Regions from separate parts of the Homo sapiens genome. Here region 1 is linked to region 2. Evidence: chromatin loops called from intact Hi-C (ENCODE). Cell type or tissue: A673. All regions are shown on one strand. Links, peaks and the distances in the headings refer to the core of each region. The heading gives the core; the rest is flanking DNA.

Evidence for each region. Hi-C counts contacts between places; a loop is a spot of excess contacts. Peaks named below come from ENCODE experiments on the same cell type or tissue, not always from the same donor. Only the 100,000 strongest peaks of a DNase experiment are listed, where the experiment ranks them.
Region 1: it touches region 2 in a loop (2.9-fold over the local background); 16 of 110 quality-filtered maps call a loop at or near these places.

Annotation. Positions count from the first base shown.
Region 1 is chr18:21,031,817-21,047,489 of GRCh38, reverse strand. ROCK1 (Rho associated coiled-coil containing protein kinase 1) reads left to right here. Exons shown (of 33, transcript NM_005406.3): 5 at 2,023-2,198; 6 at 3,304-3,388; 7 at 4,781-4,925; 8 at 5,255-5,393; 9 at 7,927-8,018. Among named protein-coding and RNA genes, the nearest start is that of ROCK1, 72 kb to the left of the region's middle. RefSeq lists a silencer at 13,334-13,521. In A673, for the core only: no CTCF peak of the experiment used is centred there; a DNase peak (open chromatin) is centred at 9,119.
Region 2 is chr18:21,086,429-21,102,101 of GRCh38, reverse strand. All of the region lies in intron 1 of ROCK1 (Rho associated coiled-coil containing protein kinase 1), which reads left to right. Among named protein-coding and RNA genes, the nearest start is that of ROCK1, 18 kb to the left of the region's middle. In A673, for the core only: no CTCF peak of the experiment used is centred there; no DNase peak of the experiment used is centred there.

The DNA.
Region 1 (15,673 bases), core at 4,180-12,179, 56 kb after region 2:
AATGTCTATGTTTTTACCAACTATGTAGATCAGAGTTTCTCAGGCTTAATACTATTGACATTTTGGGCCAGATAATTCTTTGTTGTTGGGGGCTATCCTTTATATTATTTCAGTTACTAATGTGTTTATTTAGGATGTTTGGCAGCATTCCTGGCCTCTACACAGGGGATGCTAGTAGTGACTCTTCCCACCTCACACACAGTTGTGACAACCAAAAATGTTTTCACCACTAGTTAACAACCACTGATACATGAACGTTCAGTGTCTGTTAGTGAAAAAATATGTGACATAATTGTTACTTTCAGGGCTATTTACAATTTAGGTATTCAGAGCTTTATTTCTCTGGATATATTGTCTATAAATAGGGTGAAACTGTCACCAAATTAACAGTATTTCTTTATGGGGCCCAAATGACAAATTATATACTTTAATCTGGGATAGTCATGAAATGCCACTTTGTTTCTTATCCTTCTCTCTTCCCCCAAAATACATTTTTTACATTAAAATAACTGAGTCTGGGCCGGGTGTGGTGGCCCCCATGCTTGTAATCTGAGCACTTTGAGAGGCTGAGACAGGAAGATCACTTGAGGGCAGGAGTTCAAGACTGGCTCCCAATCTCTACAAAAAAACAAAAAATCAAAACAAAGTAACTGAATCTATAACTAAAATTATTAAACACAGTTGAAAAAAATGAAACATTAAGAAGATTTTAAGACAAACATCTGGGTAAATTAGAGATCATCTTCTCTAGGGCTTGTTTTTTTTAGTTTAATTCTAAACTTCTTGTATTTACTTAAAATGTTATTTTATAAATTTGCCCTTCTTTTTATTTGATCCCCAGTCACATAATATATTTATGCCTGATATCCTCGCTAATTTCACATTAGTGGATTTTGCTGTTACTATTTGAACCCTAGCTGCTGCCTTCCTCCTACTTCTGTGTTAGCTATTACTGCTCCTCCTCCTGACTGCTGTCATTTGTTGAGCATCTGTTGCACTAAGTGCTTTCTATATTCAGTAATCTTTTTTAACAACCCTCAACCCTGAAAGACAGTTAATCTGTTAGGTGCACTGTTACTTTATGGATTAGTTTATGATTTGGTTCATTAAGCCTTTATTAAGCAATTGCTAACCGCCAGGCATCTGGATACTTGACTAAGCAGCAGGTATAAAAGTTAAACGAAGTATAGTCCTTACAGTGTTTTAGAAGAGATTATAGTCTCATAGACTCGGGTAGGTTAAGCAAATTACTAGTCACACAGCTAATAAGAAACAGCTGAGGCCGGGCGCAGTGGCTCATGCCTGTAATCCCAGCATTTTGGGAGGCCAGGGTGGGCGGATCACGAGGTCAGGAGATCGAGACCATCCTGGCTAACACGGTGAAACCCCATCTCTACTAAAAATGCAAAAAATTAGCCGGGCGTGGTAGCGGGTGCCTGTAGTCCCAGCTCCTCGGGAGGCTGAGGTAGGAGAATGGCGTGAACCTGGGAGGCGGAGCTTGCAGTGAGCCGACATCACGCCACTGCACTCCAGCCTGGGCGACAGAGCGAGACTCCGTCTCAAAAAAAAAAAAAAAAAAAAAAAAAAAAACAGCTGAAACTGTAAGCCAAATTTATCAAAGACTTCTTGAGCATTGTGATATTGATATAAATTTAATAGTAGACCCCACTGATGCACAAGTTAAATTAGAAATACAGTATTTCTTTGCCTAGGAGATTTGTATATTTACTGAAAATATTACAGTTTAAAAAAATTCTCAGTAAAAGAAATTCAAATAGTGTAGAAAATTATGAAGAAAGGATATCTCCATGTAACTCTTCTGAATAATTATGTTATAGTCATTTTGCATATACAAGGGTCTTTGTGGCATTTATGTTTGTCTTTTTTTAAAACTAGACTTGCAACTTCTGTAATTTGATTATTTTACTTAAATCTTTTATTAACATTTTTGCCACTTTTTAAGTGAAACAATTTTGTTTAACATTAATGAATGTGTTTTGTTTGTTTTTTCTATTTGTATAGCTTTTTTATGCATTCCAAGATGATCGTTATCTCTACATGGTGATGGAATACATGCCTGGTGGAGATCTTGTAAACTTAATGAGCAACTATGATGTGCCTGAAAAATGGGCACGATTCTATACTGCAGAAGTAGTTCTTGCATTGGATGCAATCCATTCCATGGGTTTTATTCACAGGTAAAGATAAAAGTGCTTTAAATTTTCTCATTTGTTGAGGGAAATAGCTAAAAATAACTTTAACATTTCTTACTCTCAGTTCACCCATTCTTCTTCCGTATGACATAAGTGACCTTTCAGAACTCAAGACTCTGGCCAGGCGCTGCCTCACGCCTGTAATCCCAGAGCTTTGGGAGGCCGAGGCAGGCAGATCTCTTGAGCTCAGGAGTTTGACACCAGCCTGGACAACATGGTGAAACCCATCTCTACAAAAAAAAAAAAAAAAAACACAGGTGTGGTGGCATGCACCTGTGGTCCCAGCTCCTTGGGAGGCTAAGGTGGGAGGATCGCTTGAGCCTGGGAGCAGAGGTTTCAGTGAGCTGAGATCTAGTCACTGCACTTCAGACTGGGTGACAGAGTGAGATTCTATGTCAGGAAGGGGGGAAAAAAAGAACTCCAAACTTTGAAGTTTATAATTTTAGCATTTCAATTTAATGTTGATATAAATGTATTCTTTAATATCCCTTAATCTGATCATATAGCCTTTAAATGGTGTTCTGAAAAGTAAAACTTGTAAACTAGTTTTCTAAGGTATGTGCCAGGAGTTAAACACTTTGATGTTAATTTTTTAAATATGTAACTTAATTTGCTTTTAATTAGTGAATAGGTCGTATTTATTCATTAGACGAATAGTTTCATTTGTTGTACAAACACTGCTTGAATCCTGTGTGCAGTTGCTGTGCCTACATGTCAGGGATCAAAAATGAAAGTGACTTAGACCCTGCCGTGGGGTTTTTTTATGTACTTACCTATCTAATATGTTTCAATCACCTTTTATGTCTGAGTGTTGTATTTTTGATGGTCTGTCTCTCTCAAATGATTTGATTTTCCCTCTGAAAGAATGAAACTTTTAAAAAAGGAATATATATGTTTTCTTCTGAGGCATTAACATATAAAGAAGTTTCTTTGATGAAATTTAATTTATAGATGTGGATAGAGAACACATACAGATCAAAGATGGCCTTACCTAGATTGAGGATGCTTGACCTAAAATAACTGCCTCATATAATTTTTACAGTGTCTAATCTGTTTCAGAAAATACTGTACTATTTTTTCCCTCCTGCAGAGATGTGAAGCCTGATAACATGCTGCTGGATAAATCTGGACATTTGAAGTTAGCAGATTTTGGTACTTGTATGAAGATGAATAAGGTTAATTAACTAGATTTTAATTTAGTTTTTGCTAATTCAAGGTAGATGCTTCTTTAGAAAATGGTTTAAGAATTCTTTAGAAAATGGTGTAAGAATTTACTAACCATAGCTGGACTTGTCCAGAATTAATATGACCTTATTTGTTGAACTAGATACCATGGTTTCAATGTTGTATTAGTAACTTGTTAGTGATTTATTTTTTCCTCTCTATTTAGGGTAAATATGGATTGCCAGATTTACTAAATCCTTCATAACAACTCTAATATACACTACTGGTAACTAGGAATGGAATTAGCTTAAATGTCACTAAATACTTATGCCAGTGTTAAAATTAGACTTTCATAAAAATTGGATTCCAGTAATGTGTGTATTTTTTAGTGTTTTACTTCAGTTAACATATAAAAGATTTTACTGCTTATTTTAGGAGTGAGTCTTAAAAGATACCTATCCTCACTGTTTATATAATAAATAACATATACACAGCTGTATATGTATATACATATTATGTATATGTATATACATATACATTATGTATATGTATATACATATAATAAATAACATAAATAAATATGTTATTTATATAATAAATAACATATACACAGCTGAAGGAGCTGAAGGAGCTGTGTATATGTTATTCCTTCACTTCATATACACAGTGAAGGAAACACTGCATGAGAACTTCTGTATGAACATTTAGTTATAATGCTGTTTCATTAATACCAGCGAATATAGGTAACAGCTAACAAGTCTCTCAGGTTTGTTGGGGGAGGGCAGTTAAAATTCACATCAAATAGACATTCAGTGTGCTTTACACTATTATGCCCTTTTCCCATACATATGCTTCCCCAGTTTGTATTTGTACAGTCAGCTTTTGTATGTTTCTTTTGTAGTTTCAAACATAGTTAAATAGCTATTTTAGTAGAAAATAATGAAGTCAGTGTTTATACCAATATGTTGTAAAATGCCCTATCCTATGAACTCCCCAGTGTATTTGCACTGGCCTGTGTACTTGTTCTCAGCAGTTAAATGGTTTCATGATATTGGCACAACTTGGGGAATAATAAATGTGGCAGTATGTTTTTCTAGTGAGCATTATTACAAAATAATCACTGGTGTGTGTATATATGTGAATACACATATAATGTGTGTGTATATGCATTCACATGTATACACATACATACATTATATGGTATATATGTATATGGTGTGTATATAGTATGTATATATATGATTAAGCTGTGTTAATTTTTGTCAGGTTTCCATTCAGTTTTAATATATGATATTTTATAGCTCAAAGATTTGGAGTCCCATAGGTAATATTAATAAGAAAGTCATTTTAAATAATTGAGACTTTATATCCTAATTCAAAATTTGACCTGCCGCGCTTTTTAGGAAGGCATGGTACGATGTGATACAGCGGTTGGAACACCTGATTATATTTCCCCTGAAGTATTAAAATCCCAAGGTGGTGATGGTTATTATGGAAGAGAATGTGACTGGTGGTCGGTTGGGGTATTTTTATACGAAATGCTTGTAGGTGAGTAAGGAAGATTTTATGTCTCTCTATTACAGTTGTTCATCTCAAAACTTGCCACTTGGCTCTTTCTAATATATTTATTATATTAAGCAATCTTGATTTTATTTGTGGGTAATAAACATGATCCAAACCTGCTTCGTATGTGTTTTTAAAAGCATTTAGAGGCTTAGAGCAACTTTGTGATGTGTTCTTTTATATATTAGGTGTATGTTTTTAGTTTAATACATACCTAATAATCTTTTTAAACGGGTAACTTTGACTCTTCCTTTGAAACTGACTTTTTAAAAATGTATTTCATTTTGCTTTTGTTTTCTTTATCAATTTTTCAGGTGATACACCTTTTTATGCAGATTCTTTGGTTGGAACTTACAGTAAAATTATGAACCATAAAAATTCACTTACCTTTCCTGATGATAATGACATATCAAAAGAAGCAAAAAACCTTATTTGTGCCTTCCTTACTGACAGGTAAATAATTTTAAAACTGAGCCTGTATTAATTCTGAGGACTTCTCATCTTCTGCTCCATTTTTAAGGTCCATATCTGAGCTTCTACATGTAAATTGTTAGAATATAAATGACAGTGAAACCTGATGTAATTTTATGATATTCTAGATGTCTTTTGTAGATCTCAACTCACTTATCATACCTAAGAAATTGTGATAATAATACAGTCTTGGCTGATGGCTAAACTAGATGACTTTTTTCTTTTATTGTTCAATTTTTAACTTGGTTAATTATAAAAATTACTGTGTATTTTACTGAATCTAAAAAAATTTTTTAACATAACATCTCTGAAATTAGAGTACATCTCACAGTCAATGGTATGAGTTGGGAGCATCCTTTTTCATAGTGGTATAAAAACGGTGATACACCTTATACTTTAAACCATTTTAGATTTGATGATGTATGGTATATGGTTGTTGAAAGAGTCAATAGTATAAAGCCATTTTTAAAAGTATACTATCTTTTTTCTTCTAGACATAATAGTTGGTGTTCCATCTTGTAGATCCAACAAGCATTTTAATAATAATGTCTGTCTGCATTTTTGAAAGAAAAATGGCATATTATATATACCTTTGTGGTTTACTTTTGAAATTTGAAAGTGAACCAGATGTATTAGTAAGATTATATTTAATGTTTATGATTGTATATTGTTAAATATTAGGGAGACCTAGTACTTTTAAATATGTTTCAAGTTGAGATTTGCTTTAACTTGTCTCCCTTCATTATGTCCTTTAGAGCTTGAAGTATGGTTTTTCAAATGTTTACTTTTTTTTTTTTTTTTTTTTTTTAAATAGAGACAGGGTTTTGCTCTGTTGCCCAGGCTGGTTTCAAACTCCTGGGATCAAGTGATCCTCCCACTTCAGCTTCCCAAAGTGCTGGGATTACAGGCCTGAGCCACCCATGCCTGGCTAATTTTTACATTGATTGATTGATTGATTGAGACAGAGTCTCACTCTGTTGCCCAGGCTGGAGTGCAGTGGCATGATCTCGGCTCACTGCAACCTCCACCTCCCGGATTCAAGTGATTCTCCTGCCTCAGCCTCCCAAGTAGCTGTGACTACAGGTTCCTGTCACCATGCCTGGCTAATTTTTGTATTTTTGATAGAGAGGGTTTCACTATGTTGGCCAGGCTGGTCTTGAACTCCTGACCTCATGATCTGCCTGCGTTGGCCTCCCAAAGTGCTGGGATTACAGGTGTGAGCCACCGCACCTGGCCAATTTTTACATTTTAATATAAAGCATTGTATTATGCTGTTTATTAGGTGCTAGGGATATAGTAGTGAGGAAGATACAGAGCCACTTTTCTCAAATACCTCATAGTCCTTTGGGGGAATTAGATAAGCAAATCAGACATTTATAGTACACACAGCTAATTACCATGAGATAAGTACCATGTGCCGGAGAACCATGGAGAGGTTTTCTAATCCAGTTTGAGAGTTAGTGAAAGCTTCTTGGAAAAATTGTCACATGTCTAAGCCAACTTATCTTTTAGCTTATGCAAAAACTTAGAATTTAGAGTATTTTCTTTATTTATAAGCACTGTACTAGGGAAAAAAGGTGCTAACTTTCTTTTTCCAATTCAGCTAAAATCACATTTTTAAAAACTTTTTGCTCACCAAAAAAGAGGCTGGTATCAGTAACTTGTCCAGTGAAAGCTCTGAATTCTGTGGCAGTATCAAGAATTAGTAGTCATTGGCTTTTGAATGGTCAGAAATAATTAATAGATTATAAATTGGAAGTTCAAAATTTTAAATGTGTTTCTGGAGGTTTTTGGTAGCATCTGGTATTGCTGCCTAAGTAAAGTTTTGGTTGGGGAAAAAAAAGCCTAACTTTACCATTGTAAGAAAAAAATAACACACACACACAAAAAACTGTCAAGAAAATGCATGGTGCTTTATTCATTTTGCTAATGAAGTAAGGTGGTGATTAATCTGGATTTTTGTTGTCAGTAGAAAAGTCATGGGTGTTTTTTGTAGTTATTCTTTAGTTTTCTTTTTTTTGAGACGGAGTCTCGCTGTGTTTCATCCAGGCTGGAGTGCGGTGGCGCAATCTCAGCTCACTGTAGCCTCTGCCTCCCGGGTTCAAGCGATTCTCCTGTCTCAGCCTCCCAAGTAGCTGGGACTACAGGCGTGTTCCAGTACACCCGCTAGTTTTATATTTTTAGTAGAGATGGGGTTTCACAGTGTTGGCTGGGCTGGTCTCGAACTCCTGACCTCAGGTGATCCACCCCACCTGAGCCTCCCAAAGTGCTGGGATTATAGGCATGAGCCACCATGTCCAGCCTTTCTTTAGTTTTCTTTTAAAAAAATTCTTTAATGTTCTCAATCTTTAACATATTTTCTATTTGGGCTGATACTATGCTGACAATATAATTTCACCTTAGAACTATATTTGTCGTCCTACACTGATTTAATATCCTGCCCACAAATAAACCTGGACAGGTTATAATAAGATCTTAAATGATTGATTACTTTTCTCCTTCTGTCATTATTCAGGGAAGTGAGGTTAGGGCGAAATGGTGTAGAAGAAATCAAACGACATCTCTTCTTCAAAAATGACCAGTGGGCTTGGGAAACGCTCCGAGACAGTAAGTTTTTTTTTTTCTTTCATATTTTAGTGAATATTTGAAAGTAGTTGTGGTAGTTTGTTGAAACTACATTGCTAAATATTTGTGTGTATCTGATGAAAATCAGAAGCCACAAATACTATATGGGAATTGTCCTAACCTATTAATTTGATAATATTGGGCAGATTATATTGTTACTCCTCTTATGTCCCACGCAGGATACCCAGATGAAATATAAATGTAATGGATTTAGGCTCACCAGTCATAATTTTACATTTGATCTTTGTTGAATTGTTCATTTTAGGCGTTAGTTATCTTATTATGGAGGTGGTCAATAAGTAGTAAGTAATGAGATTAAAATATATGTTTTTGTGAGAAGACAAGTTATTCTCTTGTTTTTATTAAAACCCAAAATATAAGAAGGTTCTATTATTAATTCCAGAATTCAATTTAATTTTATTTATGAGTTTATAGGATATTGTGATATACTTGATTCCATCAGGCTTTTGCAGCTGGCAATTCAGAAACAAAAATGTATTGTATAAGAAACTAATTTTCAGTCAGTTTAGAACACTTTCTTACTTTTTAAAAAAAGTTAAAATTACAAGATGATTCACAGAAAACTCTACAACATAGCTGAATCAAAATTATCATGACACCAAAGGTTCTCATCATCTTCGTGGATTTGGGAGGTAAAGAATTCATCTTTCCCCTGCTGACATCTTAGGATTTTTTTCCCTGTTCATCTATCAGAGAAAGGATAATGTATCTCAGTCCCTAACTTGCTGCCTTAGCAATAGCAGTGAATAGTAACAATGGAAATGAACTCAGCTACCTTATTTTAGAAAGTTACACAGTAGTTATTTGTCTTAAGGACTGCCTATCTAGTTGAGACAGTGAAGGATAGTACTTTGCAGAGAGATGGAAATCTTGTTAATTCTGATGAAATAAATCATGTAGGTTTGCTAATATTAGTGAAGCATTCTAGTTATCAAATATTTTAAAAGAACAATTGTATTGCCTTCAAGTACTATAGCACAGTACTTACATTGTGCTGAGCTATAAAATTGTCTAAGGAGGAGAAAGGGAAAATAAATCCTCTGGAAATTAAGAAATTATACAACAAAGAACATCATTGAATGACCAGCTGTCTGAGAAGCTGTAAGAGCAGCTTGACTTTGGGAGAATTTTATTAGCAATTATATACTAGGAAATAAGGAACTTCCTCCTCTTCAGAATTAAATGTGACATAATTATTATCTTCATGCTGCAAGTGAAATTGTTGCATGACAAAGAGATGATCAGGGAGTGAGAAATGGTTACATCAAAACACTTTTTGTGTTTTTATTCAGGTTATTCTCTTAGTAAAGTTTAAGAAGGCTGAAGACGTACAAATATTATTATAAATCTGAATAAAACTTTGAAGGGGACTGAAGAAAATACAAAATAATATTTTGTATTGCTTTAAATTCTTTTTCAAAGTTAAGCAATGCATAAATAATTATAGAATAACCACACAATAAATCAACCGCAAAAGTAACAAGGATATTTTTCCTTTTATGTATTGAAAAACCGATCACTTGAAAGAGGAGGTAATTTAGTCAACAACTATTTACTGAACACCTGTTGTATATTGATCACTGTTCAATTTCAGACACTGGGAAAACAGCAGTGATCAAACCACCAAAAGTTTTCTTTCTCCCTTCTGGAGCTCATAGTCTTATGGAATTAGGGAGTCCAGATCAGTGGCATTTTATTATATTGCTGTACCTCCTTCATAAAACTACTTAAGATCTGCATTATCTATGGTTTTATTCTAGCGTGGTTAGATTTAGCATACTTAAAAGAATTTTGGTAGTTTTTCCTAATTCTAAGAGGTCCTGTTTTGTGGTTATTGGAAAAAACAAAGAAAAATTGAAATCTGTAGAACTTATTGTTCTTTGCTTCCCTTCCCCTCTTCCTACCCCTTCTTTACTTCCCACCCCTAAAATACCAAGAATTCTTTTATTCTGAACTGACCTCTTTGACCTGCTAAATTTTTAAAACTTATGTAACAGTTATAATTCCTTTTAATTTTTTTGGGTTTCCATTTTCCGTGGCAAAATTGCTTTCTAATACAAATAATAGTTTTTTTTGGTATTTTTACCACTTAACATGTCTCCACATTGCAATGGCAATTAATCTTCACCTTGTGTTCCTTGGTAATGTGGGAGCAGGATACAAAATAGCTTGATTTTTGGCAGAATTTCCATGAGCTTCCTGATCTTGTTCACAAAGTATGAAGATTTTAACACTATTTTTCCACTCATTTGAGATAAAATTGAAGGAGTAACATGAGTAAGATCAAAGATAGGAGAAGGACAAAAGAAATGAAAAGACCTAAATAACTTACTACAGGTCATAACTGCAAGCAAACAACAATGTCAAAATTCAGATCTAAGTCTCTTAACTCCAAAGCCTTTGATCTTTGAAGTACCATGTACGATTTAAAGATCGTTACCTGTTCAGTGTTATATAGATCAAAAATGGAAGGAATTGACAATTGTTGGCAGTTAAATTTGGGGGAAAAAAAATAACATTTATTACATATTTAGCATACATTATTAATAATACTGTTATATTTAGTATTTAACATAGTATTAATAATTTCAAATGAAATAAATGGCAAAGGATTTTGCTAGTTACCACATATTTAACATATTAATATTAATAATGAATAGGGCCAGGTGGCTCTATTGTACAGTGTTCTACAGTATTATACAGTGGCTCATGCTTGTCATCTCAGCACTTTGGGAGGCCAAGGTGGGAGGACCTCTTGAGGCCAGGAAACCAACCTGGGTAATGTTGCGAGACCCTATCTCTATAAAAATAAAAATAAAAAATTAGCCAGGTGTGATGGCATGCACCTATGTTTCAACTACTTGGGAGGCTGAGGTAAGAGAATCACCTGAGCCCAGGAGTTCAAGGGTGCGGTTAGCTATGATAATGCTACTGCATTCCAGCCTGGGCAACAGAACAATAACTGTTTCTTTAGAAAAATTAATAATACTACATTAAATATGTGGTAACTTGCAAAACACTTTGCCATATATTATTATCTCATTTGAAATAAGATATTGGTGTTACTTAATCAACCTATAGTTTGTGGGCAACACACAAGATGCTAACAGTGGTAATACTTCTGCCGGCTCAAAACTCATTGTGTACACACATATATATTATTCTAGGTTCTGTGAGTTAATCAAGACTAGTAACCTTTCTGTTTGAATTTTACATTCTCACGGGAGAGATTATCAATGTGGGCTTTGTGAATAAAGAACTGAAGGCCTAGCAAGTTTCAGGGCTCTTTTACTTAGGAGTTTAGACGTTCTGAACATTATAATGGATTTTTAAAAAATAAGTTATCTCTTTGTATTGTGATAAAGTATGCATAAGATAAAATTCCCCATGTTGGGCATTTTTAACTGTACAATTCAGTGGCATTAAGTACATTCACATTGTCTTAAAACTATTACCTCTACTGTGTCCAGAACTTTTTCGTCATCCTAAACTAAACTCTTAAATAGTAACTCTCCATTTCCCTGTCCAGTAATCACTATTCTTTCTGTCTCTATGAATTAGACTACTACTCAGGGTGTTTCGTTTAAGTAGATTACTATAATATTTGTCTTTTTGTGGCTGGTTTATTTCACCTAGCACAATGTCTTCAAGGTTCATTCATGTCATAGCATGTATCATAATATTCCATTGTATGGATATACTATATTTTGTTTATCCATTTATCCGTTAATAGACACTTAAGATTGCTATCTCTTTTAGCTATTGTGAATAACAAACAGTAGAATACAAATATCTGCTTTCCATATTATATTACGGATATTTTATATCCATATTAATGTTATATATATGGATATTCTGTAATATCCCTGTTTTCTATTAATTTGAGTATATACCTAGAAGTGGAATGGCTAAGTCATATGATAATTAGTTAGTTTTGTAGAGACAGAGTCTTGCTGTGTTGACCAGGCTAGTCTCAAACTCCAGGGCTCAAGAGATCCTCCTGCCTCAGCCTCCCAAAGTGCAGGGATTGTAGGCATGAGCCACCATGCTCAGCCATATGTTTAATGTTTTGAGGAAATGCCATAACATTCACAACATTTGCACCATTTCACATTCCCAGCAGCAGTGCACCAAAGTGCTGGGATTGCAGACGTGAGCCACCACGCTCAGCCATATGTTTAATTTTTTTGAGGAAACGCCATAATAGTATCCACAATGTTTGCACCGTTTCACATTCCCAACGGCAGTGCACATGGGTCTGGTTTCTCCACATCTCCAGCATTTGTTCTTTTCTGTTTTGTTTGTTTGTTTTTTGTGTTTAAATAGTAGTCATCCTAATGGATGTGAAGTGGTATCTCATTGTGGCTTTGATTAGCATTTCTCTAATGACCAGGAATGGTAAACATCTTGTCATGTTGCTTATTGGCCATTCGTATATCTTCTCTTGAGAGATTTCTATTCAAGTTCTTTGCCCATTTTAAAATTTGGTGGTTTGGTTTTTTTGTTGTTGTTGAGTTATAGGAGTTCTTTAAAAATTTTGGATATTAATCTCTTATCAGATACATGGTTTGCAGATATTTTCTATTCTCTGCACTCTGTTATTAGTGCTTTCAAGCACAAAATTTTTAATTTTGATGAGATCTGGTTTATTTCTTCTTTTGTTGCTTGTATCTTTGGCTTCGTATTTAAGAAATCATTGCCAAATCCAATGTCATGAAATGTCTTACCTATGTTTTCTTTGAATTTTATAGTTTCAGCTAGTATGTTTAGGTCTTTGACCCATTGTGAATTAATTTTTATATAGTGTATAGTAAGGGTCCAATTTAACATTTTTGTATGTGGATATCCAGTTTTCCTAACACTATGTGTTGAAAGGACTGTCCTTTCCCTGCATTGAAAGTTGTTGGCACCTTGTATCAATCATTAAACCATATACATGAGGGTTTATTTGTGGGGTTTTTGTTGTATTCCATTGATCTGTATAAGTTTGTTTTTATGTTGGTACCACACTGTATGATTATGGTAGCTCTGTAGTAAGTTTTGAAATCAGGAAATGTGAGTCTTTCAACTTCGTTCTTTTTCAAAATTGTTTTGACTATTTGGGATCTCATGAGATTTCATATGAATTTTATAATGGGTTTTTACGTCTTTGCCAAAAAGGACATAGGGATTTTGATGGAGATTGCATTGAATCTTTAAATTACTTTGGGTAGTATTATCATCTTAACAATGTTATCTTTTCCAGTCCATGAACACAGGATGTGTCCCCATTTATTTAAGCCTTCTTTAATTTCAGCAACGTTTTTAAGTTTTTGGTGCATAAGCCTTACACCTCCTTGGTTAAATTTGTTCCTAGGTATTTCTTTTTGACTTTTTTTTTCATTTTTTTTTTTTTTTTTGAGATGGAGTCTCGCTCTGTCGCCCAGGCTGGAGTACAGTGGCTCGATCTCGGCTCACGGCAAGCTCCGCCTCCAGGGTTCATGCCATTCTCCTGCCTCAGCCTCCCGAGTAGCTGGGACTACAGGCACCCGCCAGCACACCCGGCTAATTTTTTTTTTTTTTTTTTTTTTTTTTTTTTAGTAGAAACGGGGTTTCACTGAGTTAGCCAGGATGGTCTCGATTTCCTGACCTCGTGATCTGCCCACCTCCGCCTCCCAAAGTGCTGGGATTACAGGCGTGAGCCACCGCGCCTGGCCTTTGACATTATTTTAAATGGAATTGTTCCCTTAATTTTCTTTTCATATTGTTTATTGCTAGTATATAGAAGTAGAACTTTTATTTCTGATCTTGTAACCTGCAATTTTGTTGAATTTGTCTATTACCTCTAATATATTCTTTTGTAGCTCCTTTAGGGTTTTCTATGATAGGATCATGTCACCTGCAAATAGAGATAGTTTTACTTCTTCTTTTCCAATTTATATGCCTTTTATTTATCATTCTTGCCTAATTACTCAGACTAGAGCTTCCAGTAAAGTGTTGAATAGCAGTGGTAGAAGTGGGCACCTTGTCTGTTCCTGGTCATAGGGGGAAGCTTTTAGTCTTTCACCGCTGAATATAATGTTAGCTGTGGGATTTTCATTAATGTCCTTTATCATATTGAGGAAGTTCCTCTCTAGTCCTTGTTGGCCAGGTGTTTTCAATCATGAAGGGGTGTTGTGTTTGTCAAATGCTTTTTGTATGACAACTGAAATGATCATATGGGTTTTTTTTCTTCATTTTATTTTATTTTTTTAATAGAGATAAGGTCTTGCTCTGTTGCCCAGGCTGGAATGCAGTGCCATGATCTTAGCTCACTGTATTTTTGAACTCTCAGACCCAAGGGATCCTCCTGCCTCAGCCTCCTGAGTAGCTAGGACCACGGTCATGTGTCACCACACCTGGCTAATTTTCTTTTAATTTTCTGTAGAGCTGGGGTCTTGCTATGTTGCCCAGACTGGTTTCAAACTCCTGGTCTTAAGCCACCCTCCCTTGGCCTTCCAAAGTGCTAGGGTTACAGGTGTGAGCCACTATGGCCCTATTTTGATTCTTTATTTCTTTTAAAATAGATTTTGTCAGCCTGTGTTTTCTAGGAATGTCTCTATTTCATCTAAGTTATCTAATTTGTCACTGTAGGCCGGGTGTGGTGGCTCACCCCTGTAATCCCAACACTTTGGGAGGCCAAGGCAGGTGGATCACTTGAGGCCAGGAGTTCGAGATCAGCCTGGTCAACATGGCAAAACCTCATCTCTACAAAAAAAAAAAAAAAAATAGCCAGGCATGGTGGTGCACTCCTATAGTCCCAGCTACATCAGAGGCTGAGGCAGAGAATCACTTGAACCCGGGAGGCACAGGTTATAGTGAGCTGAGATTGCACCACTACACTGGAGTGTAGTGCAATGCACTCCTGGGTGTTTTTGAGACTCTGTCTCAAAAAAAAAAAAAAAAAACTTTCCTATTTGTTTTCTATGTCATATATTTCCTTTTTATTCCTCAGCTAATACATTATTGCTTTCTTTTGTGTTTAGTTTTTTCCCCTAGTATGCTATTTTGATTCCTTCTTCTTTTCCTTTTCTGTATATTTTTTAGTCATTTTCTTATTAGTTAACGTGGAATTACACTTAACATTCTAAATTGAAAACAATCTAGGTTGAATTGATACCAGTTTACTTTGAGTAGCTTAAAAACCTGCTTCTGTTTACATTTATCTAAATAGTTACCTTTACTGATACTCCTTTTTCTTCTTCATATGGCTTTGAGTTAAGACAGTTTGATTATGGCATGTGATTATGATGTGTCTTCATGTGGAGCTTTTGGAGTTTTTCATAGTTGGCATTCAGCTTCTTGGATGTGTAGATTTATATCTTTTACCAGATTTGGAAAGGTTTGGCCATTATTTCTTCAAATAGTCTTTCTGCCCCTTTCTCTCCTTCTGGAACTCCCATAATGTGTATGTTGGTCTGGTTGATGCCACAGTTTCCTTAGTCTCTGTTCACTTTTTCATCCTTTTTCTTTCTGTTCCTCACACTTGATAATTTCATTTGTCCTATCTTCAAGTTCACTGGTTTTTTTTCCTCTGCCTGTTCAGATCTGCTGTTGAAGCCTTCTAGTGAAATTTTAACTTCAGCTATTGTACTTTT
Region 2 (15,673 bases), core at 2,685-10,684:
GTGAATTTTCATTCTGTTTGGTAATTTTATGATAAAAATTTCAAATATACGCAGAAGTAGGGAAAATAGGATAGTGAACTCCTGTTACTCAGATTTTGCAGTTTTCAAAATGTCATCACATTTGATTTCATTAATCACCCTTTTTCTTACCAAAATATTTTAAAGTAAATTCCATATATTGTCATTTCATCCTTACATACTTCAATAAGCATCTTTGAAAAAAAAAAAGGACATTTTCTTACATAATCATAATGGCCATTATCATGCCTAGCAAAATTAAAAGTGCTTTGGTATCATTAATTCCCAGTTTATATTCATATTTCTGATTGTCTAAAACAGTGTCTATTTTACAGTTGCTTTATTAGAATCTGGATCCAAAGTCCAAATGTTGCTTTTCTTTGGTTAGGTCCTTTAAGAGTCTTTTAAGTCTCTTAATATAGAGAAATCTCATTCCCCCAACTTCTCCAACTCCCCTTCCCCTGCATGTTGAAGGAACTAGGTCAGTGGTACTATACAGGACCTTGTTTTACATTCTGGATTTTTCTTTTTACTTTCCTAATGATGTAATTTAACTTCTTCCTGTATTTTCCATATTTCCTATAAAATGGTAGTTAGATCTAAAAGCTTGATTTACTTATTTCAGATTTCTAGTCAAGGGTACTCAATAGATTGTATTTTCTTTTGCCTCACACGGAGGTGCATAATGTCTGCCTGGCCTGTAGTGATGCTAAGGTTGATCATTCTGTTCAGGTGGCATCAGTCTGTGATAGCTTCCTGTAAGAATCGTTCATTAACCTTTCATCTAATGGTTCCATTCATTCATGATCTTTAACTGAATCCCTGTTATTTCATTAGGGAATAGCAAAATAATGATTTTCTAATTCTGTTATTCCTTTCACATTTATTAACTGTAATTCCTCTGTTAAGAGTAGAACTTTTACATATTAATATCAACTAGGGCTGTATGTTTACCATGAAATCCAATTCATGAAATACAGGATGAATACTTCAATCTTTTCCTTAATTGCCACTTGTTATAGCAAGGTATTTTGGAGACTTATTATGATAGATATGCCACAAACTGGGTAACTTGAGGGGAGTTTAAGTAAAGGACTGTTTACAAAGGTATAGATAATATTTAAGGAAACTGGTAGGGATGGTACAGTGCTCTGTGACTAGTCACAGTGAGGAAGGGAGTTGCGATCGCCTCAAGGCCAGCAGGAAACAGGGAAGAGGAAAGCAGCTGAGGAGGGTAGCTCTATGGAAGAGGTCTGTCTGATGGGGAGTGTGCTTTCAAGTAAAGAGGAGCTTGTGGATCAAGTATTAAGGGAGACAGAGGAATATATCCCCTACCCTTATTCTCCTCCCTCCCTACATGCAGTCTCCTTCTGAGATCTCCCATTACCTGAAAAGCTAATATGCAAAAGAGCCTGTTGATATGATCCATATGAGTCACAAACAAGACATAACCAACATTTATTTATTTATTTCGCTCTCAGTCTTTTTTTTTTTTTTAAATTTTTGGCATCATTATAAACACATTTAAAAATATTTTTGGTGTGTTTTCAGTCAATTTATGTCATCCTTGCTGATACTCAGTTTGTCCTGTCTTTGGCTGATGGGGGCTTCTTCAGGTTGATTCTCATGTTATTTGTATATGACCCTAATTATCTTTGATAGAGCTTCCTTGTTTTTTTTTTTTTGCTGCAGTAAGGTACTCAGGCTCATCTTGTACATTTCTTGCCTCAGACTTGGAAATCAGCCATTCCTCCAGGAAACTCTTTCCTTTTGGTGGGGAATGCTACTCTTTACTATTGGATGAAATTGTTTCTTGTCCTTGTTCAGTGAATAGAGCTATGATATTTTATTTTTGAGAAGAAGAAAAAGTGACTGATTATTTCACCAACTTCTTGTCAGTTAGGCTCTTTCATTTTAGGTTTTTTTTTTTTTTCTTTTTTTCCAGTACTTAAAAAGTGCTTTCTTTACTTTTTGATGTAATTTTATTTTATTGTGTATGTGAAACATTTACATGCTTTTTGGTTGGTTTGGGTTTTTTTGTTTTTGTTTTGAGACAGTCTTGCTCTGTCGCCCAGACTGGAGTGCAGTGGCACCATCTTGGCTCACTGTAACCTCCTCCCTCCAGGTTCAAGCAATTCTTCTGACTCAGTCTCCCTAGTAGCTGGGACTACAGGCATGTGCCACCATGCCCGGCTAATTTTTGTATCTTTAGTAGAGGTAGGGTTTTGCCATGTTGGCCAGGCTGGTCTCGAACTCCTGAGCTCAAGTGATCTTGCCTGCCTCAGCCTCCCAAAGTGTTGGGATTACAGGCATGAGCCACTGCGCCCGGCCTGTTTTTTGAGACAGGGTCTTGCTCTGTCCCCCAGGCTGGAGTGCAGTGGCATGATCACGGTTCACTGCAGCCTCTTCCTCCTGGGCTCAAGCGATTCTCTCACTTCAGTTTCCTGAGCGGCTGGGACTATAGGCACGTGTTACCATGCCTGGCTGATTTTAAAAATGTTTTGTAGAGATGGAGTCTCGCTGTGTTGCCTAGGCCAGGATCAAACTCCTAGGCTCAAGGGATCCTCCCACCACAACCCCCCAAAGTGTTGGGATTAAAGGTGTGAGCTACTGTGCCAGGCCCATTTACGTGGTTTAAAAGTTAAAACTATATCAGATATATTCAGAATATTCTTACTTTGATCCACGTCTCTCTACCCTGTTCTTTTCCCTTTACTCTTTTTTTTGATTTGACATTTCAGTGTTTATTCTTATAAATATAAGCAAATATGTATCCATATACACATATACATAGATATATACATAGATATATTTATATTCTTTTTTAATCACTTTCTTACGCAAAAAGTAGCATGTTACATATTGGTGTATGATTTTCCTCCTTCCTTTTTACAGCTGAGTCCTGTTCCATTTTGTGGGTGTTAGCATTGTTAATTCAGTCTCCTATGGATGGACATTTGAGTTGTTTATATTTTTACCAGTGTGTCTTTGGAGTAGATTCCTAGAAGTGAGATTGCTGGGTTAAAGACACATGCATATATAATTTTGCTCACTGTTAAAATATTCTCCCTCTCCTAAGAGTTGTGCTATTTTACATTTCCACTAGTAATGATATGGGATTGTCTGTTGTCCTCACCAACAATATGTTGTAAGACTTTTGAATTTTTGTCCATTTAATAGGTGACAAGTGCTATTTCAGTATAATTTGAATTTGAATTTTATTTTCTATTTTTTCTATTCTAACATTAATATCAATTTCTGTTCTTCTCATGAGTAAGGTTGAATATCTTTTCATATTTTAAGGGCTATTTGAATTCCTTCTGTGATCTGCCCGTCCATATTTTTTGTTCATTTTAAATTGTTTTTCTTCTCAGTTTTTAGAAGCTCTTTATGTATTAGGGAGCTTAGCCCTTTTTCTGTGGTAAAATGCAGATTTTTTTTTTTTTTTGCAATTTTTCATGTTTTAGACTTTGCTTCTGCATTTTGTTACTTTGCCGCACAATTTTTAAATGTCTCCAAATTATCAATCTTTTGTTGCTTCAAAATTTTGAGTCATAGTTAGAAAGATTTCCCCTATGTCCAGATCATAAAGGAATTCATCCATATTTTCTCTGATGCTTAATGTTTTTTTCAGTTTTTACTTTGAAATCTACTCGGAATTTATCATGTATGGTAAATTTTGAGATACATCCAATTTTATCTTTATTCAAATGGCTATCTGTTTATCTCCACAGCATTTATTTTAAAAATGCCTATGTTTGTTGGTTGACAATGCCACTTTCTTCATATATTAAATTTCCATGTGTACTTGGGATTATTTCTAACCTTCTGTTCCATTGGTCTCTCTTGCTTTTTCATGTGCTAATACCACACTGTGTCAATTATAAAGGCTTTCTAATATCTCTTCAGCTTTTAAAATGTCTAGTAGGGCCATCTCCACCCCTGCTCTCCCATGCACATACACCGTCACATTGAAGCACATGGGTGTTTTTTAGGGATAACTAGCTTCCAACCCTGGCTTTGTTGTTTACTAGCCCTTGGTCCTTGGACAGTTTACTAAAGCACTGTGATATCCATTTATCCCATCTCTGAAATGGGATGATGATGCCTACCTTATATTGTTGTAAGGATTACATGACACCAGCAGAACTGCCTTGTCAGGCATGAATTCTGGAGTCAGACTGGGATTTTTCACTCCCACCCAGGTCGACCACTTATTAGCCCTGTGACTTTGGGTAAAGTTCTTAAGAGGAACTCAAACACATCACCTTCAAATAAGATTAATCATAGACCCTCATAGAACTCTTAAGAGTATTAAACGTGGTAATGCATGTAAGTGCTTTGCAGAGTTCACAACATTTAGTAGATGTTAGCTGTTTGTAATCATCGTCATCATTATATATCCTTATGATTTGTCCTTGGGAAAAACTACTTTTGATCTAAGTGGATTATTATCTATCTCCCAGCTCTGCTGGCCAGGTTTTTATTTAGTTGTGTAATCTTGGACAAGTTACCTAACTTTTTTGAGTCTGAATATATTTAATCTGCAAAATGAGAATCATGATAATACGTCATAGGCTTAATTAGGAGGATTAAATGAAATAATTTATAGGTGGTGCCATGGTTACATACAAGTATTAGTAGTTAATTCTTTTCCTTTGTTTACTTTTATAGTATAGGTTGGATGAAGGTTCCAGTATAGGCAAAAATACTACTTGGGGGTAAAGTAGAGTGTGATACTTTATTTGAAATGTTCCCTGAATCTGATCTTTACTTTTTGTTACTGCTGCACTACCCAAATCCAAATTTTCATCCCAACATTCTTGGATTTGTGGGACAGCGTAGCAGCTTTCCAATATAATCTATACTACATCTTTTCTTAACTTTGGTGCTTTTTGTCATGTGGTCTCAGTGTACCTATTTACTTAGTCTTTATTCCCAGCATTTCCCAAAATAGACTGCGCTCTACTGGATTTTCTTGCTTTCTATAGTATCTCACCTACTCTTTCCTACTTTTGCTGTCGTATTTCCAGGACCTACCTTTCTCTCCCCTTGAGTTCTCCCCCATGTCCTCCTCACACAATTTTCTCATCTTTATAGTCTGACATAAATCACAACTGTGTTAAACTGTTACTTTCTTTTTTGAACTCCTGTAGTCTCATGAAATTTAGAAATTGATCATAGTTGTCTTGTATAGGGCTATTTTGTTTGTTAATCTTACCTAATGAGAATTCCTTGAGGGCTAAGCATAATTCTAGACATCAGTGTTCAGTATTACTTATTGATTGGTGTGAATGATTATCTCCCCTTTCCCCATTCCTTTGTTTTTTCCCTTTCTTTCTCTGAATTAGTTGATCATACCTATCTGGTATAGGGCTATCTTGTTTGTTAATCATACCTAATGAGAATTCCTTGTGGGCTAAACATAATAATTCTAGACATCATGTTCAATAATGCTCATTAATTATTGTGAATGATTATCTCCCCTATTTCCATTCTCTTGTTCTTTCCCTTTCTTTCTCTGAATTAGTTAGGACTCTTTCAGTTGTAAGTGATAGAACCCAACATAAATATTTGTAGACAGGCTGGGCATGGTGGCTCACGCCTGTAATCCCAGCACTTTGGGAGGCTGAGGCAGGCAGATCACCTGAGGTCAGGAGTTCAAGACCAGCCTGGCCAATGTGGTGAAACCCTGTCTCTACTAAAAATACAAAAGTTAGCTGGGCATAGTGGCAGGCGCCTGTAATCCCAGCCACTCGGGAGGCTGAGACAGGAGAATTGCTTGAACCCGGGGGGGCAGAGGTTGCAGTGAGCCAAGATTGTGCCACTGCACTTCAGCCTGTGTGACAGAGTGAGACTCCATCTCAAAAAAAAAAAAAATTCGTAGACAAAAAATAATTTTAAAAATGCTTTATTTTAAATTTTTATGGGAACATAGTAGATATATGTATTTATGGGGTACATGTGATGTTTTGATATAGGCATACAATGTATAATAGTCACATCAGGGTAAATGGAGTATCCATCACCTACAACACTTGCCATTTCTTTGTGTTAAGAATGTTTTGATTCTACTCTTATTTTTTTTTTTAATTTTCAATTTTTGTGGATACATAGTAGGTGTATATATTATGGGGTACATGGGATGTTTTGATACAGGCATGCTGTGTGTAATCACATCATGGAAAATGAGGTATCCATCCTCTCAAGCATTTATCCTTTGTGTTACAATCCAATTATTCTCCATTAGTTATTTAAAAATATATGATTAAATTATTATTGACTATAGTTAGCCTGTTGTGCTATCAAATACTAGATCTTATTCATTTTTTCTAGCTAGTTTTTTTTTTTTCTTGTACCCATTAACTATCCCCCCAGTCCCTTTCTCCCCTACTACCCTTCCTATCTCTGTCTCCATGAGTTGAATTGTTTTGAGTTTTAGATCCCACAAATGAATGGGAACATGTGAGATTTATCTTTCTGTGTCTGGCTTATTTCACTTAATGTAATGACCTTGAGTTCTATCTATGTTGTGCAAATGATAGGATTTTATTCTTTTTTATGGTTGAATAATATCCCATTGTGTATATGTACCGTATTTTCTTTGTCCATTGATCATGGACACTTAGGTTGCTTCCATATCTTGGGTGTTGTGAATAGTGGTATGATAAACATGGGAGTGCAGATATCTCTTCGCTATACTGATTTCTTTTCTTTTGCATATGTACCTAGAAGTGGGATTGCTGGATTCTATGGGTAGTTTGATTAGTTCTTTGAAGAACCGCCAAACTGTTCTCCATAGTGGTTGTACTAATTTACATTCCCGTTAACATTGTAGGAGAGTTCCCGTTTCTCCACATCCTCAGTTGTATTCATTATTGCCTCTTGGATTAAAAAAAAAAGCTACTTTAACTGGGGTGAAATGATACCACATTGTAGTTTTGATTTGCATTTCTCTGATGATCAGTGGTGCTGAGTACCTTTTCATATACTTGTTTGCCATTTGTATGTCTTTTTTTTTTTTTTTTTTTTTGAGACAGAGTTTCCCTCTTGTTGCCCAGGCTGGAGTGCAATGGCGCAGTCTTGGCTCACCGCAACCTTTGCCTCCCAGGTTCAAGCGATTCTCCTGCTTCAGCTTCCCGAGTAGCTGGGATTACAGCCATGCACCACCACACCTGGCTAATTTTTTTGGTGTTTTTAGTAGAGATGGGGTTTCTTCATGTTGGTCAGGCTGGTCTCGAACTCCAGACCTCAGGTGATCTGCCCACCTTGGCCTCCCAAAGTGCTGGGATTACAGGTGTGAGCCACCGCGCCTGGCCATCTTTTTTTTTTTTTGAGACAGGATCTCATTTTGTTGCCCAGGCTGGAGTTCAGTGGTGGGGTCATGGCTTACTGCAGCATTGACCTCTCTGGCTCAGATGATTCTCTCACCTCAGCCTCTTGAGTAGCTGGGACTACAGGTGCGTGCCACCATGCCCGGCCAATGTTTGTATTTTTTTTTCTTTTTTTGTAGAGACAGGGTTTTGCCATGTTGCCCAGGCTGGTCTCAAACTCCTCGGCTTAATGATCCTCCTCCCAAAGTGCTGGGATTATAGGCATGATAGACGTCTTCTTTGGAGAAATGTCTATTCAGATCCTTTGCCCATTTAAAAATTGGATTATTAGACTTTTTTTCTCCTGAGTTGTTTGAGCTCCTTATATATTCTAGTTATTAATCCCTTGTTTGCACATATTTTCTCCCATTCTTTAGGTTGCCTCCTCACTTTGTTGATTCTTTAAAAAAGAATTTTGGATTCAGGAAAACCTAGTCTCATTAAAGGTAAAGATTAAGTTGAACTTCAGTAAAAACTAGAATTTGGGCTTAAATGCAAGCAAGGCTCATTCTCTGTGTTCTCTTACGTTTTTCTTTGTGTTGGCATCATTCTCTCAGATTGTAGACTGGTTTTAGTCACATGTGGAAAATATGGCTGCCTACAGCACTGGAACTTTATATCTAACAGCTTCAGCTTTGACCATTGACTTCAGATCTTTGAGTCTTGAGTATAGAGCTCTGGAGGAAAAGATTCATTAGTTACATTTAGGTCAGTTGCCAGGTGCCCACTCCTTGACTAATTTTTTTTTTTTTTTTGAGATTGAGTCTTGCTCTGTCACCCAAGCTGGAGTGCAGTGGCATGATCTCGGCTCACTGCAACCTCCACCTCCCAGGTTCAAGCGATCCTCCTGCCTCAGCCTCCCGAGTAGCTGGGACTACAGGTGCACACCACCACACCTGGCTAATTTTTTGTATTTTTAGTAGAGATGGGGTTTCACCATATTAGCCAGGATGGTTTCAATCTCCTAACCAAGTCTTGATCTGCCTGCCTCGGCCTCCCAGAGTGCTGGGATTACAGATGTAAGCCATCGTGCCTGGCTCCTTGACTAATTAATTGTGATCAGGCGGGTAGGGTCACATGAGAACTTTGAGAATGGGGAGGCAGTTTGCAGGAAAATGAGGGCAGTAGGGCAGGGCAGACAGTGCCGTAGGTGTACATTATGCTACCCTTTCTTTCCTCTTTGTCCTTAGAGAAGTCATATACACTCTTCTAAAGTGCAGTTTTCTCAATCTGTAAAATTGAATTAACAATAATTTATTTCATGGGGTACTGAGGAGGACTAAATGAGATAATTTAGAAAGCAGCATTTGAAACTTCACAAAAACAATAGAGTAACCTGGTGATAAGTGGCTGTACCTTGGTCTCTCACAACGTGCCCTGTGCTTATTTGGCCTGGCCCCAAAGGTTTTGCAAATGATGTGACTGCAGCTGGTTTTCCAGATCGGCTTCTTTGGTGTTGTCCACCAGAGAACTTGTGATTACAAGACGAGTGCCAGTAGCTTCTAAGACTATTTGTTCAGGTACAGTGGAAAAAGTCTTTTCTTCTTACCTTCAAATAGAATCTCTAATTGATCTGACCAATTTAGATATAATGTACCCATATCTGAATCAATCTCAGTCAAAATAATGGTGTGCTGATGAGCATAGGTCTGCATCATGTGCTCCAGTCTTGGAACTGGGGAAGAGCCAGCTTATACCAAGATACATTACGGTTGCATGAAGGAGGGGTGGAAATTGGAGTTCATTTACCATTATTAAATTATCTGACATTAAAATAAATATTGCCAGCCGTTTGCCAAACCTCAACTTAAGACCACCAACTGAGATACACTTGGACCTTTAAGAGAGGGATACCTGTGTGCTGCATTGCCTTGATGATATGTCATAGTGAGGATTACCAAATGCCTGTTGATGGATCCAGTCACATTAGAACCAAATACAGATTCTTGTGATTCATCACAGCTCCACCATATGAGAATTGAAGAAAAAGTCTTGTTTCCCATTTAATAAATTATTTTATCTTTTAAAAAATGTGGTTTAAAAAATGCCAGGCTATATGAAGAGGATGAGCATTTTCTGACACTTGCTAAAAAGAAGTTGTGTTGGTTTTTTTTTTTTTTTTTTTTTTTTAAAGATGAGGTCTTGCTTACCCAGGCTGGAGTGCAGTGGTGCGATCATGGCTCACTGCAGCCTTGACCTCCCAGGCTGAAGCAGTCCTCCCACCTCAGCCTCCCGAGTAGCTGGGACTACAGACCTGTGCCATCACAGCTGGCTAACTTTGTTGCATTTTAGTACAGATGAAGTCTTAACGATGTTGCCCAGCCTGGTCTTGAACTCCTGGGCTCAAGCAATCCTCCCACCTTGGCTTTCCAAAGTGCTGGGATTACAAGCAGTGCCTGGCCGGTTTTGTTTTATTTTGTTTGGTTGATCCAATTTTTTTAGTGGGGAAGGGAAAATCAAATTTTATACAGAAGCCAAATAAAGAGATTCCCTTAATCATCATTGTAACTCTCCAATACCTTGTTCCTTCACCTGTCAAAAGGAAGGGATTGGCTGTTTAGTAATTTATGAAGACATTATTTTAATGTGAAGAGGCTATAAAATAATAGTTTTACAATTGGTCCCTGAACAGCATGGTGGTTAGAGGTGCTGACTCCCCTAATAATTGAAAATCTGCATGTAACTTTGACTCCTCCCCAAATTTAACAGTTTTTTATTTTATTTATTTTTTGAGACAGCGTCTCGCTCTGTTGCCCAGGCTGGAGTGCAGTGGCATGATCTCGGCTCACTGCAACCTTTGCCCCACCGCCCACCCCCGGTTCAACTGATCCTTGGGCTTCAGTCTTCAGAGTAGCTGGGATTATAGGCATACGACACCACGCTGGGCTAATTTTTGTGTTTGTAGTAGAGACGGGTTTCACCACGTAGGCCAGCCTGGTCTCAAACTCATGGGCTCAAGTGATCCACTCGCCTCGGCCTCCCAAAGTACTGGGATTACAGGTGTGAGCCACTCTGCCCAGCCCCAGATTTAACAATTAACAGCCTTACTAATGTAAAGATTCAACTAGCACATATTTTGTGATATATGTACATAGTTATTTAATTTTTGAGATGGAATCTCGCTCTGTCACCCAGGCTGGAGTGCAGTGGCATGATCTTGACTCACTGCAACCTCTGCCTCCTGGGTTCAAGTGATTCTCCTGTCTCTGCCTCCCGAGTAGCTGGGACTACAGGTGCGTGCCACCACACCTAGCTCATTTTTGTATTTTTAGTAGAGACGGGGTTTCACCATGTTGGCCAGGCTGGTCTTGAACTCCTGACCTCGTGATCCACCCACCTCGGCCTCCCAGAGTGCTGGGATTACAGGCATGAGCCACCATTCCTGGCTATTATATATCTTATATACTGTATTCTTACAGTAAAGTAAGCTAGAGAAAAGAAAATATTAGGAAAATCATAAGGGAGAGAAAATATATTTACTATTCATTAAGTGGAGGTAGATCTCATAAAGGTCTTCATCCTCGTTATCTTCATGTTGAGTAGCTGAGGAGGAGGAGAGATTGGTCTTTGTATCAGGGGTGGCAGAGAGGGAAGAGGTAAAAGAGATGGAAGGGGAGGCAAGAGAGGCATACTCGGTGTATATTTTATTGAAAAAAAAAATCCACATATAAGTAGATCTATGCAGTTCCAACTCATGTTGTTTAAGGGTCAACTGTTACAGAAAAACAGATATTTTCACAGATTAAAAAGGTTTAAAAATTTACTGTTCCTATGAGATTAATTTTTTTTCCCTAAATGGTAATAAATTTTGCTTACTTAGCTTTTATGCTTCTGATCTATTGTACTTTGAGATACTGATGCTCTTACATGTAAGCTCTGTGAGAACAGGTATCTCATTGTCTTGTTCACTGTTGTATCACTGGTTCTTAGAGCCCTGCTTGGCACATTATAAGTTTTCAATAAACATTTATTTGTTGTTGTCGAATTTCTGGAAAATATCTTTTGCTTATTTGTTTCTGTAACAAGAGCTGAAGATGGTTGACATCATGTTAGGGAATAGGATATAATTGATAATTTGTTTAAATGTAAACTGTACCTATCCGGGGGATAACATTTTAAAACTGCAGGAGGTCTGTATGAAAATATAGATATTCTGCTCCCCACCCCAGTACCTCTTGAATTTTGAATGAAGGACCAAAAGCCAATAATGTGTTGTTTTGTGTGTGTGTTTTTTGATACAGAGTCTCAAAAATAAAGGGAATCACTTTATTTGGCTTCTGTATGCAGTGGTGGGATCATGATTCACTACAGCCTCAACCTCCTGGGCTTAAGTGATTCTCCCACCTCAGCCTCCTGAGTAGCTGAGATTACAGGCATGCTAATTTTACCTGGCTAGTTTTTGAATGTTTAATAGAGACAGGGTCACACTGTGTTGCCCAGGCTGGTCTTAAACTATTAGGTTCGAGGGATCCTCCCGCCTTGGCCTCCCAAAGTGTTGGGGTTACAGATGTGATGAAATGTGTCAACATTTGGCTGCATAATTCAAGGAACCAGTATTTTCTAAGTGACCAATCAATGCATGATGTTATAAAATCATCCATGAATAAAAGATCCATTCAAAGTAGAAGATAGACCAATAAATTTTAATGTTGCAAACTGTGCAAAAAGTTCAGAAACCATTGATATAATTTCAGATTCTACAATGCCACTAATCTTTAAGAAACACCCCTCGTCAAATTTGATGTAGTAGCAAATAATTTCCAGTTATCTGAAAAGACTGTTAACATACTCTTCCCTTTTCCAACTACAATCTCAGACTTAATAATGGTTCACTTTATGATTTTTCCACTTTATGATGGTGTGTGTAAAGCTATATGCATTCAGTAGAAACCGTACTTTGAGTACCCATACAACCGTTCTGTTTTTCACTTTCAGTACAGTATTCAATAAATTACATGAGATATTTGACACTTTGTTATAAAATAGGCTTTGTGTTAGATGATTTTGCACAACTGTAGGCTGATGTAAGTGTTCTGAACATGTTTAAGGTAGGCTACACTAATCTATGATGTTAGCAGATTAGATGTATTAAATGCATTTTCAACCTACAATATTTTCAACTTACAAGTGGTTTATCAGGATGTAAACCCCACCCATTATAAGTCTAGGAGCATCTGTCCATATCTGTGTGAAGTTAGATTTTCACGCTTCAAACCAAGGCAATGTATTGTCATAGATTGAATGCAGGCGCAGATATGAGTGTCCAGTTGTCTTCTATTAAGCTAGATGCTAAAGAGATTTGTAAAAATGTAAGATAATGCCATTCTTCTTCCCAATTAAAAAAAGTTTTAGGCCGGCTGCGGTGGCTCACGCCTGTAATCCCAGCATTTTGGGAGGCCAAGGCGGGTGGATTGCCTGAGGCCAGGAGTTCAAGACCAGTCTGGCCAACATGGTGAAACCCCGTCTCTACTAAAGATAGAAAAAAATTAGCCGAATGTGGTGGCGTGCCCCTGTAATCCCAGCTACTTGGAGGCTGAGGCAGGGGAATTTCTTGAACCAGGGGAACTTCTTGAACCAGTGGAGGTTGCAGTGAGCTGAGATTGCGCCGCTGCACTCTAGTCTGGGCAACAGAGCAAGACTCCGTCTTAAAAAAAAAAAGTTTTAATAAAATATGTTATTTATAATAACATATAATGGGAATTTTTTTTAAATTCCTGTCCTAGTTTATTTCTGCTGCTATAACAGAACCAAGACTGGGTAATTTATAAAGAACGGAAATTTGTTTTCTCATAGTTCTGGAGTCTGGGAAGACCAAGATCAAGGCACCAGCAGGTTTGGTTCTCTGATGAGGGTCTAGTCTCTGAATCCAAGAAGGTGCCTGGAAAGCTGCATCCTCCAGAAGGGAGGGGTCAGTATGTCCTCACATGGTAGAAGGCAAAAGGACAAAAAGGGTCCAAACTCCCTAATCAAACCTGTTCATCATGGCATTAATATACTTATAAGGACTCTGCCCTCATGACCTTTACACCTTCCCAAAGGCCCCACCTCTTAACACTGTTTCTCTGGGGATTAAGTTTCCAATAAATGAATTTTGGCACTTTCAGACCATAGCAAATTTGTTCAGATGATCCCTTTCTAGTTTCTTGAGAAAGGAACTTAGATTATTAATTGAAAATTATTATTCTTTTTCTTTTCTTAAAAAATTTATTTTAAGACAGGGTCTCACTCTGTCACCCAGACTGGAGTGCAGTGACGTGATCATAGCTCACTCTAGCCTTGACCTTTCAGGGGCTCAGGCTATCCTTCTGCCTCAGCCTCTCCTGAGTAGCTGGGACCACAGGCGTGTGCCTCGATGCCCCGCTAATTTTTAAATTTTTTTGTAGAGACGAGGTCTTTCTATTGTTACCCAGATGGGCCTTGAACTCCTGAGCTCAAGTGATCCTTCCACCTCAGCCTCCCAAAGTATTAGGATTATTGGCCTGAGCCACTGCGCCTGGCCATCATTACTCTTTTCTAATCATTTAATGCTATACATTTTTCTTTTAGCAGTGATTTAGCTGTATTCCACAAATTCCAGTGTTGTGTTCTCATTTTCATTCAGTTCAATGTATATTTTTATTTCCTTTGAGGCTTTCCCTTTGACCCAGAAATTATTTAGAAATCTGTTGTTTAGTTTCCAAGTGTTTGGAGATTTCCCTACTATCTTTTTCTTATTTATTGTAGTTTGTACATTTTGGTCAAAGAACACATTCTGTTATGATTTTAATTCTTTTTAATTTGCTGAGGTTTGAATTATGGCACACAATGTGGTGGTCTGTCTTGGTAATAGTTCCATGAGCACTTGTAAAGGATGTGTATTCTGCTATTTTGGGTTAGAATGTGATATAAATGTCAATTAGATCTTGTTGATTAATTGTGTTGAGTTCTTGATGATTTTGTGCCCAGTTCTATCAATTTTTAAGAGAGAAGTATTCAAGTTGCCGACTAAAATTGTAGATTTGTCTATTTCTCTTTTCATTTTTGTCAGGTTTTGCTTCACTTGTGTTGCAGTTCTGTTGTTCTGAGCGTACATGGTTCAGATTATTGTGCCTTCTTGGTGGATTGACTCTTTTGTGATCATATAATTTTCCATTCTGTGCCTGGCCATTTTCTTTCTCTGAAGTCTGCCTTGTCTGACACTAATATAGCCACACCCACTTTCTTTTGATTAATATTTGCATGGTAAATCATTTCCCATTCTTTTACTTCCAACCTACCTGTATTGTTGCATTTTAAGTGAATTTCTTGTCTGTGGATGGGTCATGTTTATGTATCCAGGTCTACCAATCTGTTTCTTAATTTGAATTGTTGTCTAGACCATTTATATTTCATATAACTATTGTTATGTTAGGGTTTAAATCTGCTGTTATATTCTTTCTTTTCTGTTTTTACCTCCCTGTTTTTTGTATCTGTGTTCCTTTTTTGCCTTCCTGGGCCACTTGAACATTTATTGTAATTCCCTTTTGACTTATCTGAAAGTGTTTTTGTGTGTATATGTCTTTGTATAGCTTTTTAAATTGGTTACTCTAGGTATTAAATTAGGCATAGAAAACATCACATTATATTGGTTTTGATATTTTACTAGTTCAATTGAAAGGTAGAAATTTTTCCTCCTTTTTGTCATTTTACCCTTGTTCGTAATATATTCATGTTTAATATCTTCTTACATGCATTGAGAAACAAGCAACATTATAATTTTTGCTTTAACTTTCAAGACAAGAAAAATGTATTATCTTTTCCCATATTTTTACATTTTGTTCTTCTTTTCTGATATATGATATACCAGATTTATTTCTTTCATCGTCTTCTATTTAGAGAATTTCCTTTAACCATTATTTTAGAATGTCTGCTTGTGACAAATCTCTTGGTTTTTCATCATCTGAGAATGTCTTAATTTTTTTTTTTTTTTTCAGTGGATGTAGAATTTCGGTTTGACATTTTAAAAAATTGGCTTAGGTTTCTTTGGGTGTGTCCTGTTTTGATGTTTGGTCAGCTCCTTCAACCTGTAGGTTTATGTCTTTTGCCAAATTTGGGGAATTTTTAGCCATCATTTGTTTTAGTCCCTTTTAGCCCCATTCTATTTTTCTTGTTTGTCTTCTGGGCATCCAGTGATACAAATGTTAAATCTTTTGTTATAGTTCCATGGAAAATGAATGATTCTCTTCATTTTCTTTTCCATGATCAAGGTCTGATTGTATGATAATTTGTATAAGAATTTTAAGAAAATAACAATTAGCTGAGTT